2 separate regions of the Homo sapiens genome follow, and region 1 is linked to region 2. Evidence: read pairs that join two places in POLR2A ChIA-PET (ENCODE). Cell type or tissue: GM12878. All regions are shown on one strand. Links, peaks and the distances in the headings refer to the core of each region. The heading gives the core; the rest is flanking DNA. Region 1 holds the start of LOC107984790 (a long non-coding RNA gene). Region 2 holds the start of MEF2A (myocyte enhancer factor 2A).

Region 1 (15,141 bases), core at 5,163-7,662, 88 kb before region 2:
GGGATAACACAATTTAACTTATGTGTCACTCCGGGCTCCAAAGGCAACTGTTCCAAGAGAACCAGCAGAAACCACATGGCCTTTTCTGAGCAGCCTTAGAAGTTGAGCTCCATTCTATTTGGTTATAAGTAAGTCACTAAGGTCAGCCCAGATTCAAGGGGGAGGGACAGAGATCCCACCTCTTGGTTGGAAGAAGGTCAAATAATTTATGAACTTTTTTTTTCTTTTTGAGATAGGTACTATTTTTATTTCTCTTTTATAGGCAGAGAAAGCAAATCCTAGCATGGTCAGGCAACTCACCCGGGGTCTGACAGTTAGTGGATGACAGGGCCAGCGCTGGATCTCAATATGGATGTGCTTTCAAACTTCCTATGACCTGGTGCAAGTTATGTAACCTCAGTAAGCCTTGATTGCCTCATCTGTGAAATGGTGATAATGATACCCAATTCACAGAGTTGTTTTAAGTATTGAATGAGGTGAGTTATGTAAAATGCCCAGCACATTAGAGGAGCTCAATTAATGATAATTCCTCTCCTCCTCCTCCTTTTTCTTCTTCTCCTAGCATCATTATTATTATTATCATCATTAATCTTAAAAGTGGAAACACGATGACAAGAGCTTTGCAGGGTAGGGTAATGAAAAAGCACCAGATGGGAGGTTAAACTCCTTGGATCTTCATTTGAGCTGTGGATGTTTACAGCTGCTAACCTTATTGTGAATGTATGGTGTGTCCAGCACAGAGCTGATCATTTCCACATTTGATCCTATTTAACCTGTACACCAGCTAGCAAAGGCCAGAACTCATATTTGAACCCATGAGCCAATGCACTTCATCTCTATGCTATCCCACTTCTGACAAACAATCTGTAAGCTTTTTTTCCCCAGCAATAACAATATATTACCCATAATAATGGAGCAGGCACAAATGCCATGGCCCATGCTCTCATGTGTGCAAAGATTCAACTTTATTTGCCTTTCCATGAGAAACTGCTTCCTATCTTTAGTCCCCATTTCTCCCTAATGACAAAAAAACAAAAGGTAACCTAGTCATTTCCATGGAAAACCAATTGAATTCGGTGATTTCTCAAGTTAGGTTAAAGCTTGTTGAAATTTAGGATTTTTCTCCCTGAAATGACATCTCAATTTCACAGGGAATGTACAGATCATTGTGTCTAAGACATGCCTGGTTTGTGGTGGTGATAGAGATGATATTAGGTTTTCCCAAGCCCCGTTTAATTTCCCTCATCCTGGGCACATGGACGACTGCATTTCCCAGCCTCTTTTGCAGTTAGGTTGGGGTCATGGTGTTAGTTCTGGCCAAGGGGCTGTAAGGGGATATACTGTATGTCATTTCCTTGCTAAGGCAGTGGGAAACCCCCTGTGCAGCCTTCCAGTCCTCCCTTTCTGCTGAGGCCATCCTGGAAGTCAAAACTAAAATGGAGCAAACTGGACTCCTGAGTCATGGCTTGGAAGGGAGCTACTTAGGAGACCCTCACGACATGCAATGGATTAGACCACAGTGAAAGAGAAACACATGTTCATGTGTCAAGCTACTAAGTTCTGGGGTATGTTTGTTACTACAGCAGAGCCTATCCTATCCTATGCTGATTATAACGAGTCATCCTGTGCTGGCTCCTAACGTCAACATTGATTTCCACTGGTATCTGCTGAAGCGACCAGCATTCCCACATGTCAGTGTCTACGGGACTGAACATATCTCCATCTGGCCCCTGGCTTGCCCAGCCCTCTCTGCCACTGATGACTGTGTCTGCTTGTCACGTGAGAATTAGCCGCCAGCCTGGGCCTCTGGCTTCCATTCTCTGCTCACTACCACATCCATCTCAGGAGCATAGGCAATTTGGGCTACTCTCCCAATCTACAGGCCCAGTAAGACTGCAGGAGACCCCATTGTCACTCTGCTGTCCCCACGCCCATCTCTTCTCAACAGCTCTCCTGCCCAGCAAGCTGGTGTAAGGTTCTCCTACCCTTTGCTTTCCCCAAAATTCATATAGGGGTTGCTTTGTCTTCCCCTGAGCCTGAGCCATCTGGTAGGACAGGAGGGCTCACAGACTTCTCCCTTCCAGCAGCCCCTTCTCCCTTGGCCTTGGCAACCTGGCTCTGGTCTGCACGTCACGTTGCTCATGTGGTCTCTTCTCCTGTCCTCTTTCCTTTCCACTCTTTGGGAAATACACTTTATGCTCCAATTTTTTAAGAGTTTTTAGTTTCTCTTTGAAACTCAGTAAACCATTTCTCTTTCAAAAAGCTTCCCTCTTGCATAGCCAAAAGTCTTGATTCACAAGATTACTTTTTCTTCTATACATTTTTAAAGCCCATTTTGAAACTCCCAAGTCAAGAACTGGATTCTTTGGTATTTGTATTCTGCTGGTTCTTTTCTTTCCCAGGGAAAGGAGACCTCTGGAAGAATCAGAGCAACAAGGACATGCTGGGAGGGGTGGGAGCTGGATTCTGAATATGCATCTCTGCATATGATTGTGCTGCAATCATGAGGGACATTTGCATGGTGCCAGTGCACTTTAACCACTTACAATTCACGACAGCCCTGCTGTGTAGAATTACCTGTCTTTTACAGGTTGGGAAAGGGGCTTAGGAAGTTCAAGTGCCTTGCCCAGGATCAAATGGCAATGCCTAAACCTGGGGAGAGTGGTCTTTTTCTAGGGCACGTGTCAACACAGCTAGAAAAGAAGCCCCCACCAGGAGAAGCCAGAGCCAAATGCATGGAGCCAGTGAAAGCTCCCAGCGTGTGACTGTGCCCAGCAAAACCACAAGAATCCTCAGGACCAGAATGTTGACAGTCATGGACTGCCATACAATTCAAAAAAGAAATGTAAGCTCCAAGAGAGTAGAAGCTGTTCTGGTCAGCGCTGTATCCTTGGGTTCTAGAACAGTGTCTGGCCCACAGCAAGAGCTCAAATGATATTAGTCAAATGAGTGAATGAAGTAAGAGGAAAAGGATCGGCTCTCAGGCACCTCATCATTTGGCTGAGAAAGCCAATTTCCGAAAGAAGGAAAATTAGAGAGCAGATTAAGTGCTAAACCAGGCGAAATTAACTATAAGCAAACGTAGATGCAATAAAGAATAAAAAATCAGTCTGTGGGTGAGGCCACCCACAGATCACAATCTGTCATAAATGTGTCACACACAGTGTCATATATGTCACACATGATATAAATGTCACACCTCTGGGTCACACATCTGAGATGCTCGAGGGTTGACTCTGAATGGCTTTATATAAGTCACGATGTACTGGGAGCTCCATTTCCTGTTAGTGGTTGATATGGGAACTTCTCTCAAGGGGAGACTTACTTTATCAGGGAAAATATGTTTTTAAGCAGATTAGGATAAAGAAGGACTCTAAAGGGTGCACTAAATCCACAGAAGATGGCTGCTTCAGGGAGGGACAGGGATTGGAAATTTCCAAAAGGAAACCTTCATGGGGTAAGAACAGTAGGGTCAGATCCTGAAAAAGACATGTCTTTGTCTATTTTGTACTGTTATAGCAGAATATCACAGATTGGGTAATGTACAGTGAACAGAAATTTATTGACCCACAGCTCTGGGGGCTGGGAAGTCTAAGATTGAGGAGCTGGCATCTGGGAAGGACCTTCCTGCTGCACCTTAACATGGCAGAAGGGCAGAGAGAGAGCACAAGAGAGAGCATAAAAGGGGAAAACCCACTCTTTATAAAAAACCCACTTCCATAATAATGGCATTAGTCCATTCATGAAGGTGGAGCCCTCATGACCTAAATATCTCTTAAAGGCCCTACCTCCCAATACCATCACAATGGCAATTAAATACCACATGAGTTTGGAGAGGACAAGCATTCAAACCATAGCAAGATGGGGTACGCATGTCAGAGACAGAAGCCCCACAGTGGGATGATAAAGAAGGCGATTTGAAGAAGAGGCTTTTCCAAGTAAAAATAATGTGCATTGTATCATGTCCCTTCACCAAGCACCAGTGAAGTCTCAATGAGATCGCAATATGCCTGATAGGTTGATTGGCTTTCTTATGGCAAGAGGGACTTCTAGTTCCTGACTGGAGAGGAGCTGAAACAAAATCAAATGCATGCGCCCACACTTTTCTCACAAGATTCGTGTGAGGGTTGCTAATCTAAGTACTTAGTACCTGGGAAGTATTGGACACGGAAACCTTATTGACTCTACAGGTGCTCTGGGTTGGAGTGGGCTGGGGTAAGGTGGGCGGATTTAACCAATAAGATTCTGGAGGAATGGGGACTGAATGCTAGTTCATTCTGTATAGTATATAACCAGTCAGGAGAGCTCAAGATATAGATGCTGTCATTCTTCCAGGCTGTGCCTGTGGCAGACATGACCAATGGATTGCAGCACTCTTTCTCATTGAGGCCAGACTTACACTCAGAATCCCTCTCCACATTGGTCTCCAGGTAGCCACTATTAATGGGATAGAGTTGATGGGAGATTAAACCAATCTGCCTTCCTTAGCCTGAGCCAGAGGCCATAGGCCGGCAACCCATGAGCTGGATGTAGACTGTTTTGTTTTTTGTCTTCCTTACGTAAGGTTTTGAACAAGTTTTTTTTGTTTGCTTGTTTGTTTTGTTTGGCTCTTTTTTTTTTTTTTTGAGACAGAGTCTCGCTTTGTCACCCAGGCTGGAGTGCAGTGAGTGATCTCGGCTCACTGCAACCTCCACCCTGGTTCAAGCGATTCTCCTACCTCAGCCTCCCGAGTAGCTGGGATTACAGGTGTGCACCACCACACCTGGGTAATTTTTTCGTATTTTTAGTAGAGACTGGGTTTCACCATATTAGCCAGGATGGTCTCGATCTCCTGACATCATGATCCACCCGCCTCAGCCTCCCAAAGTGCTGGAATTACAGGCATGAGCCATTGTGCCCAACCTGATTACATTTTTATACTAAGAATTTCACATAAATATCCAGATTTCCAGCTGCTCTTTTTTTTTGTCAGGGTCTTGCTCTGTCACCCAGGCTGGAGTACTGTGGCACAATCTCGGCTCACTGCAACTTCTGCCTCCCAGGTTCAAGCGATTCTCCTGCCTCAGCCTCCCAAGTAGCTGGGATTACAGGCATGCGCCACCACGCCCCGCTAATTTTTGTATTTTTAGTAGAGATCGAGTTTCACCATGTTGGCCAGGCTGGTCCTGAACTTCCAGCTTCTCTTGAAAAGCAGGAGTGTCTGACACACTGAGCCTGCTTTCCTGCAAGGTAACAATTGCCTGTTGTTCAAGAGCAGCTGCCCACTGCCCCCCGGCCCCATGAAGGCTGAGGGCTGTCTAGTCCGGGGGTCCCTGCAGGCATTTTGGATTGGCTTCCATACCTGCCTCTCAGCTGAGGCCAGCTGAGCACACACAAAAGTAGACTCTGAAGATGGCCCGAGTTCCAGCCTCACCTCTGCCACGTATGAGTCATGTGACGTTGGACAAATCCCTCATCCTCATGGGGCCCTAACTTTCTCATTTGTAATGGGGGGTAATAGCAGTATTTACCTCAAGAAATAAGAGCTGTGAAGATTAAATTAATTAGAACAGTGCCTGGCACACAAGAATCACTAAAATAAGCTTAGCTCTCATTGCTTGACGTTTCCATAAACACTCAAGTGTCTGTCTAGAATGGCACCATAATTCCTGCCTCACGGGCCACAGAGTGTCTCTAGGGGCACAGATGAGCCCAGCTACCTGGGGGGTCCTTGCTGGGTGAGGGAGGGTCTCTGTGGTCCACCCTAGGCCTTGGAAGTGGATTTCCGTAGCTGCAGCACTGGGGCACACACGCAAGGGTATAGATTTGAACTCAAGAAATGGAAAGAGGCCAGGCGCAGTGGCTCATGCTTGTAATCCCTGCACTTTGGGAGGCCAAGGCTGGTGGATCATTTGAGGTCAGGGGTTTGAGACCAACCTGGCCAAAATGGTGAAACCCCGTCTCTACTAAAAATAAAAATAAAATTAAAAAATAAAAAAAAATTTAGCCAGGTGTGGTGACAGGCACCTGTAGTCTCAGCTACTGGGGAGGCTGAGGCAGGAGAACTACTTAAGCCCAGGAGGCAGAGGTTGCAGTGAGACAAGATAGCGCCACCGCACTCCAGCCTAGGTGACACAGTGAGACTCTGTCTCAAAAAAAAAAAAAGAAAGAAAAGAAAAAGAAAAAAGAAATGGAATGAATATTTATTCTTTGTCCTCACTTTTCAAAGAGTTAAAAGATGAAGCTAACTAAAGTAGAGATGTTGGCTGACATTCATACTCAAAGCCTCGTAAGAAGGGCCCAGGGCTTCCCTAATGACATACTTTAATGGCGTGAGGATTTTTTAAATGGACCCCAAAATAAGGCAAAAATAAACACAAAAAAGCCTCCAGCAGGGAGGCACGAAGCCTGAAAGGCAAATGGCATCCCTTCCTGCCCTCCTCAGCTCACGAGGCAGCTTCTTCCTGCCTTCTGAGTACAGGCGACTGACCTGCACACAGAGCACCTGGAGCCTTCTGACCTTCATGAAAGACTCTTGTGTCTGACCACCCCTCATCCTGGGAATATCCCACAGCCTCTAGGGGCTGCCTGCATCCCTGGGGACTCAGAGTGTCCATGGTGGACCTGAGGCCACAGCTGAGATTGTTGGTGGGGACATTCCTAGGGAGGGGTCTGTGCAGTGTGGGTGGCACATTAAGCAGGCAGCCAGAGGAGCACAAGGGTCGTGAAAAGAAAGGGGTGTTTTGGGGGCAGGAACAAATCTCCCCACCCTAGAGAGACGGAGCCCAGCCTGCGTTTGAACTGCATGCACTGTCTCCTCTGTATTTTACAGGAAAAGGCCATCCGTCAAGATTCAGCTGAATGAGTTCTTCCGATTCAGCCTCTTGTTCCTCCAGCTGTGCCAGCTTCTGCTTTGCAGGTCTTGCCAGGGTGAGAGGGTGTGAGTGTAGATCTACCAGCGCCCCAAAGACCTTGGAGCATGTTCTATAGGCTCCAAAGCCACCTCTGAGCAGGAATGGAGGGGAAGGCTGGGACCCTGAGGTGAGAGGAAGCAGTTAAGTCAACAAGCAAGATAAAAGGTGGAGCGGGGGCAGGGGTGGAAGACCAGAGAGGAAGGAAGTGCTGGGAGGAGAGGTGCCGTTTTTGTCCTTGCCATTTCAAGGATGGCAGGGAAGAGAAGGAGAAGAGAAGAGAAGAAGTTTTGCAGAGACTATGACGGGTGCCACGTCTAAGATCTTTAGGGGAAATGCCAGTGAAGAGTGGAATCCATTTCCGATTGCTGAACTGTGCTATGATATTTTGAATCCAGCACTGCCCCAGGCCTGAGCTGCAGGAGCCCACAGCTTCTATGGGACTACCGAGGGCTGGGGTGGAGTGAGGGGTGAGGGCAGAGACACTCCATGAAAAAGGGATCTGTCCAGCAAGGACCGATGAGATGGAGAGACTCAAAATAACCAAGCCTGGTCCTGCCTTCAAGGAGCTCACGTCTGGCAGAGGCGAGAGAAATGTTGGAGAAACAGATGTGAATCCCACAGATTCCCCGAGCGTGCAAATCCCTGGCACCACCCAGTCAGCCCCTTGCAGTTTCCCCAGGCGGGCAGCAGACACGCAGCCCACGTCTCTGAGGGCTGGCTGCGTGAGTGAACTGCCTTGAGGTCGCCTGGGCTCCCACGGACCCCGCCTTCGCCCTCTGTCCTCTTTGTGTGTTTCGTGACAGGAGGGACGTGCGACGTCCACATATTTTTCCTGGAGCAGGAGAGGGGTGGAGTCGGGGGAGGAAGGAGGTGGGGGCGGGAGAAGCAGGGGGCGGTACCCAGTGGTCTAAGCAGCCTGGGGGGCGGGTGGCTTGCCAGGGCGCTGGGCATGGCTGTCGGCAGGGACTGCAACATGTGCGTGTGGCACCCTGCCCAGGGGAGAAATCCGAAACAGCTTTCTACACGGAGCTGCTGCTCCTGCGTGCGGGCCCCACCCAGCTCAGAGCCAAACAGCTTAGGGAGCCAAGGGATGCCTTGAACCTTGCAGGGGACAGGAAGGAATCTCTCGGGCCAGGGTATTTGTAGCAGGTATAAAATTTATAATTAATATTCAGATGCTCAGAAATGTTAACTTTATTTTCTACCATTGAACTCCATTTGTTGGAGAGCCCCATTTCTGTTCAGTAGTGGAAAAATACAAACCTCGTCCATCCTGGAGAACGCAGTCACATCGAGTTTGCCGTTTAGTCCATTCCGGGGGTGAATTCAGTCTCTGGGAAGGGCTCAGTCTTCCCAGGAGGCATGTGAGAGCTTGGGAGCTCCATGTACAATCTTAGGAGGGGGCTGGGCCCTCTGGCTGGCAGGAAGTAAGCACCCTCCATTCTGGGATCCCCTAACCTGCTGGGGTCCCCATCCTTCCTCCTCCGGTGACAGAGGAGGGCGCTCACTCAGGCCTCAATTCTTTTACTCCACCCTCTCTCTTCATGCTCTTCTTCCAGCCCAGGAAAATGGGATGTACTGCATTCCTGTGTGGCAGGAAATTGCCCACATATTCTATCCTGCTCCTTTCCCATTCTAGAGCTGAAAAGCAAAACTCTCCACTCTTCTGCAGAACATGAAATAGTCTAATTCACAGCAGCAGAAAGGGGAATGAATGGCAGGGGCCAGGGGCAGGGGAGAGGGAAAAGGGGAGTGAGTGCTGAGTGGGGACAGAGTTTCAGTTTGGGAGATGAAGAAGTTCTAGAGATGGATGGTGGTGATGGTTGCACAACAATGTGAATATATGTAATGCCCTTGAATTGTACACTTACAAAATGGCTTGCGCCTGTCGTCTGGGCTACCCAGGTGGCTAAAGTGGGAGGATCTCTTGAGGCGTGGAGTCGGAGGCTGCAGTGAGCTATGATCAGACCTGTGAATAGTCACTAGACGCCAGTGGAGTTCAGTGTCTCTGGGAGAAACATAGCGAGACCCTGTCTTTAAAAAATAAATAAATAAATAAAATAAACATAAAAAATAATTAAAAAAAAATTTTTTTTAATTAAAAAAAAAATGGGGGTGGTTGCTCACGCCTGTAATCCCAGCACTTTGGGAGGCCGAGGTGGACGGATCGCCTGAGGTCAGTAGTTCAAGACCAGCCTGGCTAACACAGTGAAACCCCATGTCTACTAAAAATACAAAAAATTACCCGGGCGTGGTGGCGGGCGCCTGTAATCCCAGCTACTTGGGAAGCTGAGCCAGGAGAATTGCTTGAACCAGGGAGGAGGAGGTTGCAGTGAGCAAGAGTCAAAAAAAAAGGTTGAAATGATACATTTTATGTTATGTGTATTTTACTACAAAAAAACAAAGCTCATGTCCAGTCTCTTCGGCTTTGGTGCCTGATAGGTTAAAGAATGCTTCTGGAATTTACAAGACTTCTTCCTCTCAAGTACTTGGCTCTTAGAATTGAAAGACTCACTCTTGTTTCTGAAATGGGTTTCAGGAGCTTATCCGGGATGTCAAGAAGGAATGTTGTCACTTTCTCTTTGTAATCCAGCTATAATAATCTCAATCCTCCCCTAGCAAAACTGGGGGGAAGGTCACTGACAAGGAAGCATGAAAAAAAGAAAAATAATTAATTAGTCTTAAGTGTTATCTCCTATTTTCAACAACCATGCATTAGAAGTGCTGGATTTGTCAAGAGATTGGAGTTTCATCTGTTTCTAGGACTGCTTGAGGTATCGAAGTTTACATTTAAGGGTCTCATTGTGATTAGTTTTAAGAATACAGAGAGACAGCCATAAAAAAGGAATGAAATAATGGCCTTCACAGCAACCTGGATGGAATTGGAGACCATTATCCTAAGTGAAGTAACTCAGGACGTTCTCACTCCTAAGTGGGAGCTAAGCTATGAGGATGCAAAGGTATAAGAATGGCACAATGGACTTTGGGGACTCGGGTGAAAGGGTGGGAGGGGGTGAGGGATAAAAGGCTACATATTGGGTACAGTGTGCACTGCTCAGGTGATGGCTGCACCCAAATCTCAGAAATCACCGCTGAAGAACTTACTCATGTGACCAAACACCATCTGTTCCCCAAAAACCTATTGAAATTACATAAATAAATAAATAAATAGGTACTTGGAGGCAACAAAAAGAATACAGAGAGGGGTAAGGGGTCTGGTGGGCAAAGTGGCGGCAAATCTATTCATTTATGTACTTACAGCACCTCAGCAAGGCACCTGCTATCTTCTAGTGTGTATTTATTCCCTTCTGCTGCTGTAGCCAATGACCACAAACCTAGAAGCTTAAAAACACACAAATTTATTTTCCTACTGTTCTGGAGGTCAGAAATCTGAAATGGGGCTGGGCACGGTGGCTCACGCCTGTAATCCCAGCACTTTGGGAGGCTGAGGCGGGTGGATCACTTGAGGTTAGGAGTTCGAGACCGACCTGATCGACATGGCGAAACCCCATCTCTACTAAAAATACAAAAATTAGCCGGACATGGTGGTGCACACCTGTCATCCCAGCTGTTCAGGAGGCTGAGGCAGGAGAATCACTTGAACCCAGGAGGCGGAAGTTTCAGTGAGCCGAAATCATGCCACTGCACTCCAACCTGGGCAACACAGCAAGACTCCAAACAAAAAAAAAGACATCAAGGTGTCCGCAGGGCTGTGTGCCTTCTGGGGATTCTGGGAAGAATCTGTGTCCTGCCTTTTCCAGCTCCTGGAGGCTGCCCTCATTCTCTGGCTCATGGCATCTTCCCCAGCCATGGCATCAACCCGACCTCTGCCTCCATCCTCATATCTCCTTCTCTGACTCTGAGCCTCCTGCCTCCCTCTCATAAGGACCCTAGTGATTACGTGGATCCCACCTGGACAGTCCAGGATGCTTACCCTATGCAAAGGTCTTTACCTTAATCCTATCTACAATGTCCCTTTTGCCATGTGGGGTAACATATTCACAGGTTCTGGGGATTAGGATCTGGACATCTTTAAGGATCATTATTCTGCTCACCATGAGTTGAAAAGCCAGCTGTACACCTTATAGTTGCTCTTTTGCAGGGCATCTGCCTTTTTCTAATACATGGTTTTCGGCAGTTTGACCACGATGTGCCGAAGAGTGGTTTTCCTTGTGTTGATCCTGCTTGGGGTTTGCTGAGTTCTTCAATGAACACCAACTCAGCTGATGCTTTCTATTGGTTTTGGAAAATTCTCAGCCACTTTCTCTTCAAATACTGCTTCTATGTCATTCTCTCCTCTCTTCTGTAGGCCCCCAACTACATTAGACACCTGATGGTTCCCCATGCATCTTCCACACTCTCTTTTGCTCTTTTCATGCTCTTCTCTCTGTGCTTCTTTCTGAAAATTTCCTATTGGTTTTGGAGTTCACTCATGCCATCTTTTGTTATGTCCCACTGCTGTTAAATTCACCCCAGAGTCCTTGATTTGATACTGCATTTAAAAATTCTAGAATGTTCAATTAATTATTCTATAGAGTCTAATATTCTGTTAAATTCTCTATCTTTCATCCATTTGGTCATCTTTTCCTGTATTTCATTTAACATATTTTTTATAGTTATTTTAAAGTCCTTACCTACTAACTCTAAAGTCCTTGACCACTTCTGTAGTTTGGATTTAAAAAAATTTTGGTCATGTTTTCCTGCCTCTTCATATGTCTTAATTTTTTTTTCTTTTTCTTTTCTTTTTTTTTTTTTTGGAGACAGAGCTCTGTCGCCCAGGCTGGAGTGCAGTGGCATGATCTTGGCTCACGGCAACCTCTGCCTTCTGGGTTTAAGTGATTCTCGTACCTCAGCCTCCCAAGTAGCTGGGACTTCAGGTGTGCACCACCACACCCAGCTAGCCTTGTATTTTCAGTAGAGACAGGGTTTCACCATGTTGGCCAGGCTGGTCTTGAACTTCTGACCTCAAGAGATCCGCCTGCCTCTACCTCCCAAAGTGCTGGGATTATAGGCGTGAGCCACTGCGCCTGGCCTTAAATTTTTAATGTATGCTGGATGGTGTGTGAAAGAACCCTGGAGGATGTCAAAGAAGGTTCACCCTTTCCTCTGTCCAGTTGGTGGGAGAGGGCCGGTCACCTCAACCCATGAGGAACTGAGCTGGGTGGACTGCAGGTTTCGTTAGTTTGACTCATTCACGGTTTACTATTCTTGTTCCTCAGCCGAGTTTCTCCTAGATGTTTTACTGAATGCCTGGTGGGTCTCTGCCTCTTTATCGCTTTATCTCTCATATCTCAGTTTATCTAGGCTTCATTGCATCCACAGCTCCCTAAGATCTTCACAATGTGTTCCTGATGTGTTTGTCTTTTCTCTATTTGTTGCAGCGTTGCATTGCGTGATGCTGTCTTCTACTCTTTCTTGGAAGTGAAAGTCCTTCCCTCTACATTTCAAAACACCAACAGGCGAAAAGACCTATAGAACAACAAGGTATCAAAGGAGGCAACAAGTAAGTGAGGAAATGGGTGGCAATCTCTCTGGAGAAGTGGAGACCCTCTATTAGGAGGTCTTTCGGGGGGCTCAACAAATAGCACCCTTCTTCCCCACCCAACATCTGAAGCGAGTGAGAAATAAGTAGTAAGAGAGATATAACCCAAAATATCACCTTTATTACTGACACGATGTCTTAGTTTGGGCTGCTATAACAAGGTACCATAAGACCAGGTGTCTTATAAACAGCAAGATTTTCTTTCTCATAGGCCTGGAAACTAGAAATTGGAGATCAAGGCACCAGCCTGGCTGAGTTCCGATGCAGGACCTCCTCCGGATTGCAGACGGCCACCTTTCCTCTGTCTTCACATGAGGACAAGAGGACAAGAGAGGTCTCTAGGGTCCCTTTTATAAGGGCGTGAATCCCATTTAAGAGGCCTTCACCCTCATGACCTAATCACCTCCCAAAGTCCCACCTCCTAATCCCATCACACTGGGAGTTAGGATTTCAACATGTAAATCTGGAGGAGACACAAACATTCAGTCCATACACAGGCTATGTTAGGAGACATGGCATTTATCTGTGGGCCTTCATAATACTGGCGCTAAATTTTAAACTAACACTTAATGCCAGAATTAGCAAGTGTAGCTAAGGCAGCCCAGAGAGACAGCAATCGAGACAATGTGCATTCATCAGGCAGCCTCCTCCAGAGACACAAGGAAGGGCGTGAGTGGTGTGGGTCATTGCCACTTCCAAACCAGCTGATCAAAAGAGATCCCAGGGGTACAAGGGAGACAGACAGTCCCCAGGAGAAGCCAGCAAGAAGATGAACAGACAAATACAAAGCCAGGAGGGGGGTTCCACTGAGGGGAATATGGAGGGATTTGGGGATGAGCTGCTGCAGGTGTGAGGTCTCCAGCAGGACAGACAGAAAGGGAGGTAGAGGAGGACAAGCCACGGGGAAGGGAAAGAGATGGTGGAGCCTGGAGGAGCTCTCAGGGCTCAGCACGGGGCTGTGGTGGCTGTCAGCCTTTGGTTGGGGCAGGAGGGGAGCTGGAAGGCAGCCTCCGTGCTGGGAAAGTGGGTCCTGAGTTTTCAGTCCTCATGCCCAATGGCCTTGGCCCCCAGCTATCTTTTGGAAACTCAGAGCTGACCCAGTCCCCAGTCAATGACCTTGGGCATGTCTTCAGCAACTCCAAGGAAAAGGATGATGCCCTTGGCATGACTTCCCGAGCCCCCTCTGTAACCCTACTTGTCTTCCCAACCTCGTCTCCCATCGCTCTGCCTTGTCCCCCTCCTGACTTTGGCTTCACTGCAAGACTCTCCTCTGAGCCGCGGATCCTCCAGGACTGAGGAGGAATGGGAAGGCCAAGGTGGGCAGCTCCTGGAAGGTCAGGCCTGCCAGGGAAGCCCATTCAGGGGGCGGTCCTGAGGCCAGGCCAGTCCATATTCTAAGCAGTATTTAGAAGGGAGGACACAAGCTTTGAGCTCAAAGACAAAGTTGGAGGGGAACAGACAGAGCATGGGAGGGCTGGGTTGGGAGGCCATGAGCCCAGGAATGACCCTGACACAGCATCCCTTTTCGACAAGGCTGACCACCCTATGCTGGACCCCAGCTATGACCACCGCAGGCCTCCATACCCCTGATGTCATTTTGCCTTCACTGTGCTTGTGTGGCCCGGTGCAGTGCCCTTCCTGCGCTCAGTGGGCCCTCATCCTCAGAGGCCTGCTGGGACCTGGTATCGCCGCAGCACTCGGCAGGCACCTCCCGTGGCCTGTAGCTGAGGCTGTGTGCTCCCCATCTCTGGGAGCATGGGGTGGATCCAGCGTCCCGCAGCCTGCACCCAAGGTGCAAGAGAACTGGGAAATAAATATTTTTTTTGAATTCAACAATAAAATATATCTAAAGGCAGGGTTGATTTTTTTTTTATTTGGTGAGACAGAGTCTAGCTGTGTCGCCCGGGCTGGAGTGCAGTGGCGCGATCTCAGCTCACTGCAAGCTCCACCTCCCGGGTTCATACCATTCTCCCGTCTCAGCCTGCCGAGTAGGGGACTGCAGGCACCCCCCACCACGCCTGGGTAATTTTTTGTATTTTTAGTAGAGATGGGGTTTTGCCGTGTTAGCCAGGATGGTCTTGATGTCCTGACCTCGTGATCTGCCCACCTCAGCCTCCCAAGGTGCTGGGATTACAGGTGTGAGCCACCGCGCCCGGCCCTAAGGCAGGGTAGATTTTAATGATGTTTGCAACATCAGATTATTAGCTTCCCCAGAGCAATTGCAATCACCTGGGTTCTTGGCTGCACCTGGGGAGACAGCACTGCTAGCTCAGGCCCACGTGCCTCAGTGGAAAGATATCCCCACCTCCTCCTCAGGAGCCGGGAAGCTGCTATGCTGGCCCCTCACCTGCCGTCAGCCCACCAGGGACACCACGGTGCCCAAGAGCATCCCTCCTCTGCACACCCTGGCCGTCCCATTGGGTCCGGAATTGGTGGGTTCTTGGTCTCACTGACTTCAAGAATAAAGCCACGGACCCTCGCGGTGAGTGTTACAATTTTTAAAGGGGGCATGTCTGGAGTTTGCTCCTTCTGATGTTCTGATGTGTTCGGAGTTTCTTCCTTCTGGTGGGTTTATGGTCTCGCTGGCTTCAGGAGTGAAGCTGCAGACCTTGGAGGTGAGTGTTAGAGCTCTTAAGGTGGCACGTCTGGAGTTGTTCGTTCCTCCCAGTGAGTTTGTGGTCTCGCTGGCTTCAGAAGTGAAGCTGC
Region 2 (15,141 bases), core at 6,105-8,604:
CCCTCATCAAGTGACCAGTATCCCTTCCAGGGGAACACGGTCCTTCAGAGGAAAGCGAGCTCCAACCCGCGGCCCCGGCGCCAAGCCGCCGTCATCTTCTTCCTGTGCCAGGTGATCGTCTCCTCACCCACCCGGAAAAACATAGTCCGCCCCCACGTCCTTGTGGAATAGCGCCCGCTTCCAAGCACCGTGACTCTCTTTGCCCTACCCTTGTCTTTCCCATTCCAATTACTCTAGAACCCACCGAGAGGATAATTCAGTCCTGAAAAGAAACTGATGGGGAGAAGCGAGGAAGGGAACCCAGGAGGGAGGGGAGGCAGGGCTGCGGAGGGACACCGAGGCGGCGGAGGTAGTGCGCACGCGCAGCACAGAACGAGTTCCGGTCTGGCCGAGGCTTGTCTCCTAAAAATAGCCCCGGTGTGGGGATCCGTGCGCGGATGTCCCGGCGAGTCCCGGGCTGAAAGAGGCGGCTCCGGGCGGCGCGAAGCGCTGGTGGCGGGCCCGGGCTGCGGCGTGTGCGCGCCCGCCAGCTGCTCCGGAGATACGGTGAGGGCCGCGGGCAGCGGGGCTCAGTCCGCGACGCCGGTAGTGCTGGAGGGGGGCGGCGTCTCGCTTAGGGGACCGAGTAGGGGTTGGGGTGGAGGTGCTGGGGCGGGGGACGGCGCGGCCGAGAGGGTCGCCCGGGGGGCTCCGGGGACCCCTGGACGAGGCCGTGTCCGGCTTGGAGGGGGCCAGGGTCGCGTTCGCGCATTGGCGGGGCGGGTAGGGTGCTGGGAGGCGGGTAGGGTGCTGGGAGGCGGCGAGGGGTGGTCGGGTCGGGGTCGGCGCTGAGGAGCTAGGCGCCCGGGGAGGTGGGGGCGGGGTGCCCTGAGGGCGGGCCGGTGGGGCTGGATGGGGCTCGGCTGGGCGGGCCGAGGGGAGCTCAGTCGCGCGGGCTGGTGGCGAGCAGCCTCCCCGGGCGCGCACCCCTTGGGGCCGGGGGGCGGTGGTGGACGTCGCCTCCTTGAAAGTTGAAGGAGTTCTCGGGAGACCCCGGAGAAGGTGCGCTCTGAGGGCCCTTTCCTTCCCCTTTTCCCTCCAAGCCCGGGGGTCTCCCCGAAGGGATTAGCCCCAAGTGCGGGGGGCCTTCTGCCCTGTTGGACTTGAAGAAGTTCCCCCACTTCTGCTTTGGGAGAAGATTGGTCTAACGGGGTGGAACGCTTAGGTACGAATTCTGTGAGTGTGTAGATGTCAGTGGCGGGGTCGGTGTTTGGGGCGGACACCTGCGGTTGCGGACGCCCGATCGTGCGGGGAGACGTCGCGGGGACAGAGGGGCTGCACAGGGAACCGCTGGCTGAACCCCTGCCATCCGGCTAGATCCCAGCTCGCAGAAAATATTTTTTGTGTTAGAAACTTTGCTTTTTGGCTCGATTTCATGCCTTTGAGCTGTGAGGGTTAAAGTAAGTGAGATAGTGCAAACAAGTTTGGAAAAGGTGAGCAATCCTGAATAAGAAAACAGTTTTTCTTTAAAAGTGTAACTATAGAATTGTTGCTCACATCCGAAATAGATTCCGGAGCTGTGAAGCGAGCCTCCTGTTATGGTCCAGCAGGGAACCGTGTGTAGCTTGAATATAACATAGTGTTAACCTGCGTTTTAGTTTACAGTGAGATTGGGATTCCAATAAATGCCCTATTAGAAAGGCCTGCTGTGATGTGTTAACAATAGCATATGTATTTTTAAACAAACATTGTCTTAACATTTTTTCGGGTTTTTAGCACAGTATGTTTCCCATGTGTCTTGTATCATCTATTACTATATGAAGAGGAGGTTCTCTAAAGCTGTAATTAGGTGTACATTACCCAAGAGTACTTTCCCTTTAAGAATCCAGCTGTGTTGTTTTGGCAACTGCTAAGTACTCTAGTTGTCAGTTTTAGAATCTGTGTTACCTTGGCAGTTCTTGAACAGTCTGTGGAAAAGGTAAACAAAATAGTTCTTTTTTAAACATACAAAAATGACATTTCTTTTAATATGAATTTAGGAAGTGAGGATAAAAATGACTGCATTGTGCCTTTATGGCTTTTGTATGTACTGTGTGTGTGTGTGTGTGTGTGTGTGTGTGTGTGTGTATTTTTGGAGAGCTCAGTCTCCATTTCTTTTTCTGTAAATTACAACTTTTGTTTTAGGGAATCAAGAGTTTTCACTAAAGCAGATGCTGATTTAGATTAGTTTATATTAAATGTCATAAACACACACCTGTATATCATAAAACATTAAGATCAGTATTTGTTATATATGGTGACACATTGACAATAGAATCACCTTTATTTTAATTCTCAGTGAGCATTGTTGCAAAAAGTTGTGATAATGGTGTTACAATAATCAAAAGTACTCTGAAGAGCTAAAACTGGTGATTTGAATGTTTGTAGACTCTAGATTAACAGTTTTGTTGAAGAGTGTGGTTCCAGTAGCTACTTAGTGAAAACAGTGACTGTGAAGTAATGGTGACCTCTCTAAACGCAATTATTTGCTTACCTATTTCCTTTAATTCACACTATGGTTATATATAAAATTGTGGTTTGATTTCATATTAGAACAAAAGTGTTAAAATTACACTTTACTTGCCTTCAAAAGTTTTTTAAAAAATTAAATTCTGGGGGGTGTTCAGTGGAAGGAAAATAGCTTATTGACACCCAGAAATAATTGTAATGTCACCATGTTGAATTATGGTTTGAGAATAATTTCCTTCTGTATTCTTAGAGTTTGTTTTCATATGGGTATGTGTGACAAGGATTTTTTTTTGTAAATGCAGTTGGAAATAATCTCTTAAAAAGGTTGAGTTGTTTCAAATGGTGATGTTATGTTTTTCAAAGCAATTTCGTTACAATTTGCCTTTTCCATCATGCATTGTGGGTTAATATTAATTTTATTAATATTCCAGCAATAGCAGTGTCATCCATTAATTGGCTACCAAAAAGAGGAATATTGAATTATATTCTGAGGGTGGTTAAGAAATTATGGAAATGTTTATTAGAATATGATTTTGGAGTTTGAAATAGTCTAGCTAAATCTTTTCAGTAGATTTGTGTTCTGATTTAGGAGGAAGAAGCCATGAACAAATTTGTTACTGAAAAATAGCATGCTTGTCAGTTTGGAAAACCATCTTTTTTCCTCCCTTTGCTGCTTTTAGTCTGGCAAGAAGAATGTAGTGTAATATACGATGATGATGGGCCTGGATTTGGGGGCATTTCTAATTTCACATATTCTGTGTTGTCATCAGACCATACCCCGGTTACTCATGGTACATATGAATGTTTCAAAGTCTAGCTGAAGTTTTCTTTTATGCGATGACACTATGAGAAAACCATTTGTGGACCAAAAATGATCACTATTTCTTTTTTCTAGATAAGAAAGAAAATCTGTGGATTCTTAGTAAATGGAGAAGTGAGTGCCTTCTCTCCTAATGTTTAAATAATAAGTGTAAATATGGAAATCAGATCACCCTTTAAGCTGGATAACCTCGTGCAAGAGAATGCTTTTAACATATGCTGATTTGCAAGCCCCAGTAAAGGAAGGCTGCTTGACTCTGTAGTCAGATCTTGATTCAGATCCAGCTCCACTGCTGACAGAGTTGAGATATCTCCTGTAAAATGAGATAGAATTACACTACCTGCCCCGTGTTGGAATTAAATGAGATAGCGAGTGTAAAAGTTCTAACACACTGCGTGAAGCTTCATGTGCGAAAATGCGTATTGCCTGATCTCCCTGCATCCCTTCTGGCTTTTGTTTCTTCTTTCCTCTGAAGATTATGTAGGTACCCTGCCCAGTACCCATACGTTTAGTGTTTGTGACCAAAAGGATTTCGTATAATGTATCAATAGAGAATGCTTAATGTGTTTGTTTTGGATAAAATATCCCAGCATCTTAAATTCATTGTCAGATTATACATAAAACGCTTAATTGGCTGTTTTAAAACATTAGAATTTTGATCTTCAACCATAGTTTGTTTCTAATCTCCATAATCTCCCCAAATATTTTTCTAAAGATTCAAGTTAAATATAAATAGTTTCCCAATCTTCAGTGAATTCTGTCTTTTAGGGATTGACTGTGGGAGTGGTCTCTAAGATATAGTATTTGAAATTTAAAGTTAGAAGAATACTTCTGTAATCTACCTTGAATAGGTATTTTAAAATAGCTTAATTTCTGAAGAAAAGTTTTTAAATATTTTAATATTGAAGGTTATTTTAATATTTTAAAGTAACTTTAGTTAATCTGTAATTTTTAAAATACTTTGATTTGGTGTGAAATTAATGATTTTCTCGTGTATAGTTTATCTGTGTGCCTTATAATAAATGGACCTTGTGTCCAGTTTATTATAATTAAGAGTGTAAATCCATTTGTTAATTAGTAAATCTTACACATAGCACACGATATAGGTTGGTACTTATTTAATAAGTACTAAATTTTTATATAGATGCTTTATACTTTAATAATATTTATATTTACAGAATTTAATTGATATTTACTGAATTTAATATTTTAATTATTAATTATCTTAGTCGAGATGAAATCATAAGCATATGAGTTAAAAATATTAGCTCCTTTGTGAGGTGGAATACCATATTTAAACATTGGTGTATGAAGGCAGGTAATTTACTTCATCATTATTTTAACAAGTGATGTTGATAAAAGCCAGAGGAACAAACATGGGTGAAAAACATATTAATTAATCAAACTTCTAGTAAATACCAACCCGGGCATGTCTTTTTATGGTTGTCTTGAATTAATACTAATTTTACTTCCTTACACAAAAATACAAACTTCAAAAACAAAATAAACAAGAAAACATGAAAACATAAAAAGGAAACAAAGCAAAAACAAAACAAAAACCTTTAATATATGGACTTAAAAAAATTCTCACCATTATTAAAATTATATGCTTGAGAAAGGTTTTCAGTAGTGGTCAGTAAGTTTATACTGCATGAGCTGGACATTTTTACTTTGTTACTTGCGTGACCAGCAGCATGCATGTGCAGGTTGACGTGGATTCATTTGAGGCATGATTTGTGACACTTGGAACAAAGGGCTGCTTCCCATTCGACCTGGTAAAAGAAATTGTAACTTTTGGGCTTAATAAAACAAGCGGCTCTTGCATTGACTAATACTATATTTGCCTGTTTCACCTCTCGTCCTCATCCTTAGCTGTCCATCTTCTACATAGAAATTGGAATTATATTTCTAAAATTCAGATCTATATGTCATTTCTTCTTAAAGAAAAAAAAAAAAACAACTTTTGAAGGCGTATGAGATCAATAGAGTGGCAGTAATGTAAGGGATAGAAGATTGGCCTGTAAAATCAGACTTCCTGGCTGGGCGCGGTGGCTCATGCCTGTAATTCCAGAACTTTGGGAGGTGGAGGCGGGCAGATCACCTGAGGTCGGGAGTTTGAGACCAACCTGGCCAACGTGGTGAAACCCCGTTTCCACTAAAAATACAAAAATTAGCCGGGCATAGTGGCTCACACCTGTTATCCCGCCACTCTGGAGGCTTAGGCACGAGAATCGCTTGAACCCAGGAGGCAGAGGTTGCAGTGAGCCGAGATCGTGCCACTGCACTCCAGCCTGGGTGATAGAATGAGACTCCATCTCCAAAAAAAAAAAAACAACAACAACAACAACAGACTTCCCATCCTAAGTTAAAATACCCACTGTTCTTACTGTGTTCTTATTTAGTTACTTGCACTTTGTGTTCTTCAGCAAGTTCTTATGATTTTTGAGGCTTAGTGTATAAAATAGTAATTATAACATTATTTCATACAGTTTTTGAGAGGATTAAATGAGGTGTGTATTATAAAGTGCAGTGCCTGGTATATAACCTGCATTAATTTTCCTCCTACCATTACTATCGTTACTACTACTGCTATTGCTGTTAGTCATGGCTCACTTTATAATATGATTCCATCGTGTCTTTTGAGGCTCATTTTCAGCCATCACCTTTCAGTTTCTATGCCCTAGTCAAAGCCAGCTATTAGCGCTAATCTGAAAAGGCCATATGTTTTCATACTGATGACTACTACTTTTATTTTCCCAGCCCAGACTTCTCTTGAGTTTGATATTCACTTGGAAGTCTAGTTGGAATCTCAAGTATAATATAAATGATGTGGGTAAAATATAGCTATTTTTCCCTCTTCCCCCAACCTTCTTCCTACCCCTAAACCCTGGTGTCTCTGCTGGCATTCCCCATATCCATAAATGGCAGTACCCAAGCCAAAAACTTAAGATATTATTCTTGATTCTTTCCATTTCTCTTAAGTCCAATCCATCCCCACGTCCTGTTGCACCTTCACAATTTGCCTTGAGCAGTCCACTGCTCTTAGTCTTCGTTGCCACCTCTTTATTTGAAGCCATCATTCTCTTGCATGAAGTACTGCAGTAATTTTCTAAGTGGGCTGCTTCTTTTTCTTCTTGCTCCATAGAAGTTTTTTTTTTTTTTTTTTTCTTCACACAGCAGCCTGAGAATTATTTTAAGAGCCTATATTGGATCATATCATTTCTCTGCTTAAAATCTTCTGGTGACTTCCCATTCCTCTCAAAATCAAGTCCTCCATTCTGTGGCCTAAATGGCCCTGAATGAGCTTTCTCCTTCTCATCATTCTTCCCCTCATTCATCACATGTCAGCCACGAAGGCCTCTCAGTGTTTCTTAAACCCTCTGCACCCTTTTTTCTTCTAGGGCCTTTTGCACTTTCTGTACTCCCTCCTTGGGATATTCTTCAAATGTCTGGCTTGGCTAAACACTTTGGAGTTTGGCCCAAATCTCACTTCTCACTCAGAGGCCTAATCTGACCATCCTATTTAATATTGCAGTCTGTCATTTTACTCTCTTACACAGATTATTTCCTTCAAGACAATTGTAATTTGTGTATACCTGGTTTGTTTAGTTATTGCTTATTTATGGTATTTGTCCATTACCTGAATGTAAACTCCATAAAGGCAGAGGCCTTGTTCATCTTACTCTTAGCTGTATCCCCAGGCATTAGCATGCCGCCTGGCATTTGGAAGATAGTAAATATTTGATGCTTCTGTATCTTTGTTCCTGTTTTTTGCCAATGATTGGAATGCTGTCTTGCACACATAGTTATAGTTATTGAACTACTTATCCTTTAAGTCTTAGCTCAGATGTCATCTGTGATACCAGTTTTAATCTCCTAGACAAAAGTTTTTTGCTCTTGCTCTTGTGTGCTTCTAAAGCCCATGATACATGCACTATTTGTAGAGTAAATCCCATGTTAGGTATTTAGAATATTATTTGATTATTTGAATATAATTGATGTCACTGTCTTCTATTAGGCTGAATTGCTATGTCAAGGACCAGCTGGCTCTTTTGTGTGCTCAGTATCTACCAACCAACCTATTATAGTAGATATAGTGAATTCTCAGTAAATGTTGAATTGAGTAGAAGTTGTCCTAATCGGCCGGGCGCGGTGGCTCACGCCTGTAATCCCAGCACTTTGGGAGGCCGAGGCGGGCGATTCACGAGGTCAGGAGATCGAGACCATCCTGGCTAACACAGTGAAACCCCATCTCTACTAAAAATACAAAAAATTAGCCGGGCGTGGTGGTGGGCACCAGTAGTCCCAGCTATGCGGGAGGCTGAGGCAGGAGAATGGCGTGAACCCTGGGAGGCGGAGCCTGCAGTGAGCCAAGATCGCGCCACTGCACTCCAGCCTGGGCAACAGCGAGACTCCGTCTCAAAAAAAAAAAAAAAAAAAAAGAAGTTGTCCTAATCAACGGAAATAACCAACCACAGACCAGTTTTCCCAAATCACACTTTAAAAATCATAAAGGTACTTTCCAAATTATAATCTTACTTTATGTGTTTTCTATTAACATACGGTCATTATTCTAAGGGCAGGAATTTGAGAGCTGTGGAGCACAAGGGGCATTTCCTCAGATTCTATTTTGCTTTCTTGCTGGGCACTGAGTAGCCATCTTGTCTGAGGGAAGTATTTCCAGTTTGAAATGCATATCTCTGTTGTTCATTACTAACCAACATCCCTTCTGGCCCTATTACTTCCCTCTAGCTTATCCAACTAATTTCATATGTTTATAGAAAAGCTCCAAGTTGAGGGGGGAACCTTATGGAAATTAACACAGTATACATGAAATACATTACTAATTCAGCTGTATTGCTAATGAAAATACATCAAAGAACTTTTGTAGCCAACATTAGGAACCCAGTCACCATTTGTAATAGTGAAAGTCATTCCCCATTCTAAATAGCTGACTTACAAATAGGCTTTTGGAACATATCCCATTTGTAAATTGGGGATTCCTTTGGCAAAATGTTTATTTTGATACTGAAAACCTTTTTATTAATGGTGTTAAACCTAATTGATGGTATGGATTACGAAGAGAAAGGGAGAGAAGAATCTAGGAGTTAAGGTTTTGTTTTTGTTTTCTTTCAGAAATGGCTTAATTTCCACAAAGTACAGTTTTAGGGTTGACAGATTTTTTTTTTTAAATTTATTTCGGAAAAAAATCAAACCTAGAGAAAAGTTACAAGAATAGTACAATGAACTCCCATTTATATCTGCCGCAGATTCACCAGTTGTTACCATGTACCACATTTGCTTTGTCGTTCTTGCTCTCTTTTTATATTTGCAGAGTGGGTACAAAGTCTGGAAACAGAGATTATTATTTTATTTACAGATTGAAACTCCTTGATTACATCTTCTGCCTAGAGCAGCTATTACCAGCCTTTTTGGCACCAGGGACCAGTTTCGTGGAAGACAATTTTTCCATGAATGGTGGGGGGAGGGGATGGTTTCAAAATGATTCAAGCACATTACATTTATTGTACACTTTATTTTCCATTATTATTACATTGTAATATGTGATGAAATACTTATACAACTCACCATAATGTAGAATCAGTGGGAGCCCAGAGCTTGTTTTCCTGCTACTAGAGGGTCCCATCTTGGGGTGATGGGAGACAGTGACTGATGATCTCATCAGGCATTAGATTCTCATAAGGAGTGCACAACCTAGATCCTTTGCATGTGTGGTTCACAGTGGGGTTTGTGCTTCTGTGATAATTAAGTGTTGCCGTTGATCTGACAGGAGGTGGAGCTCAGGTGGTAATGCAAGCGACGGGGAGCGGCTGTAAATACAGATGAAGGTTCACTCACTGGCATGCCGCTCATCTCTTGCTGTGTGGCCCCATTCCTAACAGGCCATGGACTGGTACTGATCTATGGCCCCGGGGTGGGGACCTCTGGTCTAGAATATGTCAAAGATGCAAGTTTATTTAGTTAAAGTCAGTGGCAAAACATCACAGGTATGATTAAATTCAGGTTATATACAGGGATAGATGGAAATGCTATGTTAATGCACTGTGTACATTTCTAACAAGGAAACCTGACATGTTATTATCATTAACATATCAGGCATTGTTATATAATATCAAGAATCCACTGTGTAGATCTTTTTCCTCATCTCCTTTTTTTCTCTTTTTTGTTCTCTTCCTATTAAAATTATTTTTATTGTTGAACCATTTGAGAGGAGGTTGCACACATCAAGTTCCCTTACCCCTAAATACTTCAACTGATATCTCCTAATAAGGGCATATTCTTACATTAGTATGGGGGATTCAAGAAATTTAATATTGATCTTATTGTTTAATGTACAGTTCATGTTGAAATTTTTCCCATAGTGTCAATAATATCCTTTAATATTTTTCCCATTCCAATATTATACAATGCATTTTAATTATATCCCTTGTATTGTTTAATCTGAAACAGTTCTTCAGCCTTTTTAATTTTTGGGTTTTGTAGAGTACAGACCCTTTGTTTTGTAGGATGTCCATCAGTTTGGATTTGTCCAGGTGCTTCTTTGTAATTAGATTCAGGTTTTGCATTTTTGGCAAAAATCCCATGTAAGTGATGGTATATCCTCAGTGCATCACATCATGAGGCAGTACGGTGTCATTTTGACCATGTTGTTGATGTTTATTTGGACCACTTAGTTAAGGTTTTACCTGCTAGTTTTCTCTATTACAAAAGGTATCATAGTCCCCTTTGTTATTACTGAATAATCTGTTGGAGACACTTGGAGACTGAAAATTTCCTCCTCCAAACGCTTACAGAATGGTTTTAGCATTCATTGATTACTCTTGCCTGAATCACTTACTACACAGAATTGCAAAATAGTGTTTTTCTAACCATCGTTCCCTCTCCATTTATTAGTGGGCATTCTAGTCTGTTTTAAAGAAGACCTTGTCCTATTCATTTTGATATCAATATGATATAATGGATTCTTTTTTATTAAGTAGGTTGTTTTCTATTACCTGCCAGTATTCATTTTGATGTTCCAAATTAACCCACATTTGGTTAGTGGAAACTTCTTCACATTAACTCATTGGTTGTTTTAACATGCCCCCATCATTTGTTGAGCACTTTCTTGCATTCGGGACCAGTAAGATATTCCAGGCTCATCTTATGGTCATCTCCTGCTGTTGTCCTGGAATCAGTCATTACATTATTTCAAGTTTTCCTTTATTGGGTAAGAGTATTTAGAAACCAGAAACCAGGCAGCAGGTATGCTATTGATATTGGAGTTTCATTGTTTTAGAGCCTTTTGGCTTATTAACCTGAGAAATTTTGAATTTATGCTGATTCCTCGGGCAGTAGTTTGTAATTTATCTTTATAGTCCCAAAACTCCTAGGAGAAACTGTTTTCTTTGAAAGTGTTAACAATTTAAATAACTACTTTCACCGAATTCTTAATAATTCTACAGTGGTTGGGTCTTGTTTTCCAAAACATTTTAAAACAGGAGTGTGAATCCTGTTTTATATCTTTTACTTACTCAGTGAGTATGTTCATAGTGTCTTGAGCGTGGTTGATTTGTCTCGAACAAGGTTGTTGTTTATAATTATAATAATGACCCAACATTATTTTTATTACTTTCATATGATAATGAACTATTCCTGTATTTGTTATAATATTTTAGTTAATTTTGTGGAAACCTTTCTTTTAAGTGAAGTGTTGATTTTATATATTTTGTTTTTAATAACTGTTATTCTAGAAGAAACATAAACTTTAGTTTTTTTGTTTTTTTTTTTTTGAGACGGAATCTTACTCTGTCACCCAGGCTGGAGTACAGTGGCGCAATCTTGGCTCACTGCAAGCTCCGCCTCCCAGGTTCACGCCATTCTCCTGCCTCAGCCTCCTGAGTAGCTGGGACTACAGGCGCCTGCCACCGCGCCCGGCTAATTTTTTTTCTTTGTATTTTTTAGTAGAGACGGGGTTTCACCCTGTTAGCTAGGATGGTCTTGATCTCCTGACCTCATGATCCACCCACCTCGGCCTCCCAAAGTGCTGGGATTACAGGCGTGAGCCACCACGCCTGGCCATAAACTTTAGTTTTTAACTTAAAAATTTTAAAAGCCTAATTCCTGAAATTAAAGTATATAATTAATGAACATCAAAATGCCTAATGTTGGCGTTGCTGTTATACTGTTTCGTTCATTAGCAAGTAAAATAACCTTTCTGGGCATCACTTTAATTATACAATGATATGATAGCTAGATCCTTTTTAACTCTGTGTTACACACTGTATATGTAATTAATGTTAAATTGTTTATGAAAGTGAAATTAAGTGCTATAAAGCATAGTGGAAGGAATATTATGCTTCTGATCCAGGAGTTATTGAGTTCAAATTCTTTGTAACTATTGTGTTACTTTGGCTTATATATTTTGTTTTTAATAACTATTATTCTAGAAGAAACATAAAGATTTATTTCACAGTTTGAAATAACTGGTAACAACTGGTAACTTCATTACTTTATTCAGTCCACTGGGCTAGGTGCTGCAAGGCTTGGCTTTCACGGTCAGGGGGGAGTATGGACATAGACGATTTGTGCTTGATTTTGATGTGTAATAGATGTGTACGATGCAGAGTACACATCTGCAAGGGTAATTAACCTAGTTTCAGGAATGCCAGGAAAATAAGCTTTAATGTTGGACAGCTATATAACCATAATGTAAATGCCAAAACCAGGAAAGTAATACTGGTATGATACTGTTTACCTTTTCACTATGAAAACCTTCTTTTGAATTTAATCAGTTTTTCTTCTAATGGTGTTTATCTGTTCTAAGTTCTAAGTTTCAATCCATAATCCCACATTGCATTTATTTGTTGTGTTTCTTTAGTCTCCTGAAATCTGTGATATTAACTCATTTTTTTTGTTGTCTTTATGATCTTGATGCTTTTTTGAAGAGTACTGGTCGTTACTTTGTAGAATGTCTTTCAATTTGGGTTTCTCTGATGCTTTCTTATGATTAATGTGGGATTATACATTTTTGGCAATATACCGAAGTAATGGTATCATATCAGGAGGTATGTTTATATCAGGGGCTACAGGATGTCACTGTCTTATTACTAATGACGTTAATCTTGTTCACTTAATTAAGGTAATATCTGCTGATCTCTCCTCTGTAAAGTCATAGTGTAGTTGATAAATATTTTGGGGGAGATACTTTGAGATTATGCTAATTTCTGTTTTTTCTTCCAACTTTCATCCATTCACTTCAGCATTCATTGCTGGAACTTATCTGTGATACCTACTACTGTAGTATTAACCTCATGGTGATTTTGTGATTTCCTTGTTCCTTTCTCATTTATTAAAATTCTTCAGTGAAGAAGTGTCCCTTCTCCCTCGTTTATTTATTCATTCATTTATATCAGTATGGACTTAGAGGTTTTTATTTTCTAGGTTGCAATCTGATGCTGTTGCTTATGTTACTGCTCAGATCGTTCTGCTTTGGCATTGAGAGCTCTGTCCGGTTGGTTCCTTGTCCTTTTTACATTCTCCCTTCAGCTTGAAAGCTCTTCTTCACTTTCTGGTACTGAAAAGTTTCTGAGAAACTTCAGGCTCATCTTGCATTTTACCAGCTCCAACCCTGTAATCATCTTCTTTCCCACAAAGCCCTGGCTCCTTGTTTTGGGGGATAGCATTTAGAAACCGAGATCTGGGTACTAGGACTGCCGCTCATTGCTACTGGGGAGTCTTTTTCCTTCTCAGCAGACAGAGCTAAGAAATACGTGTGTATACGAACCCACACATTTACTCACATCCACAGTCAATTCTGCTATAACGCAGCATATTTATTCCCCAAAATCACTATGTATGCATAATCATGCAATGAAAGCCACAGGGTTCGTGTGATCAATGAAGTTAGAGAAATAGCATTCAAAAACTTTATCACTGACACAGTAAAAGAAAGGATTGGAACTTAAACCTGATTAAAACAGTGGCATGGTTTTAGACATGTTAAATCATTAAGGAATATATAAGTACATGATAAATGTGTTACTTTACCATGAAAAAGGCATGAAGTTTGCTTATGTGAGTGTCCTAAGGTGTGTGGCTTTTGAGTTACTGTGAAATGGTGGAAGGAGAGTTGTCAGATGAAACCTAACACCAGATGTGGATAGATGGGGCTCATAACACATGACCTGTGGTAGCTCATTTTCATTTGAATCACTTCTTTCTTGGGTGCCTTGCAATTTAGTCTTCATTTCTGTACTAATGTTGTATTTTTTCCCATTTCTTGTCTGAATTTAGCCACCTTTTAAATTGCTCTTTGTATTTTGTCCATTTAGTTTTTAGATTTCTGATTCACGGTAGTTTTCATATCATCAAATGCTTGTTTGAATGTATTTAATTCTGTTTAGAGTATTGGCTTATAGTTTTTTTTTCTGCTTTAGGGTTTTTTTTTTCGGTCAGTGGAGGGTGGGGCAGGGTTCCTTGCTGGATATGTACCACATTCTCTTTCTTAATTTTCTGGACTTTATTTTTCTTTTGTCCTTTTTTTTGAGACAGAGTCTCACTCTGTCACCCAGGCTGGAATGCAGTGGCGTGATCTCAGCTCAGTGCAACCTCTGCCTCCCAGTTTCAAGCGATTCTTGTGCTTCAGCCTCCCAAGTAGCTGGGATTACAGGCACGTGCCACCATGCCTGGCTAATTTTTTGTATTTTTAGTAGAGACGGGGTTTTGCCATGTTGGCCAGCCTGGTCTCGGACTCCCGGCCTCAAGTGATCCACTTGCCTCAACCTCCCAAAGTGCTGGGATTACAGGCGTGAGTCACTGTGCCCAGCCTTGTTCATTTTTATAGTATTGAGTGTTTTATAGTATTCCTAGTTTATTGATTCCCTCTTTTGTCAGTATAGAGTAGTCCTGTTACTTCAGTGATTTTCATTTGTTTCAATGGTTGGAGAAGAGTTGTGGGACTTGCAATTTTATGAGTCTTTTAAGGTCTTGTAGGACCTTAACTATTCCCTTTTCTTTTTCCTTTTACCTTACAGTTACTGAAGAACAGTTTCCTCTCCCTTTTGCCCATTTTTGCCTGCTGCCAGAAGCTGTGTGTTTCGGTGCGCCTCTTTATGTGGCCCTTTAAATCAAGAGAATTTTGAAATTCCTTCCCTGTAGTCTGTGTTCTAATCTCTCCAGACACTTCTCCACTATTTTCAGATTTTAGGGTGGGTTTAATATTTCTGATGATCTTTCCAGATGATCCTTAGGTCCCATTGCTAGCCTCTTGCCACAAAGCTTTGGGGTTTCGGATGGATGAGAGTTTGGGGGATCAGTCAAAGAGTTGGGGTGAATGACAGTTTGAGGGATCAATGGCTGGGATTTGGTGACTTCCCCCGCCCCCCTCACAGTTTTGCATTGTCAACATTCTTTGTCTTCAGGCTGTGCTGTGTGGTTTGGAATAGAATTTCCTTTTCCTTTCTTGTTTTTTCACATGGTTTAGGGATAGTATTTGAGTGCATAGATACACTTGCACCACTGTGGCAAGTCTTTACTTTGAGAGGGGTGAGGAAAACCCATTGACTTATCCTGCCCGTGCTAATAAAGCTTTTAGTTATGAAAAGACATAGGCAGTCAACTTCCACTGGTAAGCTAGAGTCTCCGGAAGGTATTGTGGAGGAGGAGAAATAAACTACATTTAAATGCCCTTACTTCATTCTGATAACTTGCAAATACTGGTTCTGGGTTATTGCAAGTCTTACTGCTTTTTCTGAAAAGCAAGGTTATTCAGAGGTTTGTGTCTATAATATAAATAGGAAATGGCTTGGTTTTATTATATGAAGGAGTTATAG

What was found. Peaks named below come from ENCODE experiments on the same cell type or tissue, not always from the same donor. Only the 100,000 strongest peaks of a DNase experiment are listed, where the experiment ranks them.
Region 1: POLR2A ChIA-PET joins it to region 2 with 11 read pairs; 15 of 35 experiments call an interaction of 5 or more read pairs at or near these places.

The regions. Positions count from the first base shown.
Region 1 is chr15:99,478,828-99,493,968 of GRCh38, forward strand. It overlaps LOC107984790 (a long non-coding RNA gene), which reads left to right and starts at 7,891. Exons shown (of 3, transcript XR_001751711.2): 1 at 7,891-8,042; 2 at 12,275-12,396; 3 at 12,647-13,932. RefSeq lists a silencer at 7,802-7,851. In GM12878, for the core only: no CTCF peak of the experiment used is centred there; no DNase peak of the experiment used is centred there.
Region 2 is chr15:99,565,559-99,580,699 of GRCh38, forward strand. It overlaps MEF2A (myocyte enhancer factor 2A), which reads left to right and starts at 426. Exons shown (of 12, transcript NM_001319206.4): 1 at 426-546. RefSeq lists silencers at 1-36, 877-926 and enhancers at 1-723, 724-1,697, 13,569-14,069, 14,070-14,570. In GM12878, for the core only: no CTCF peak of the experiment used is centred there; no DNase peak of the experiment used is centred there.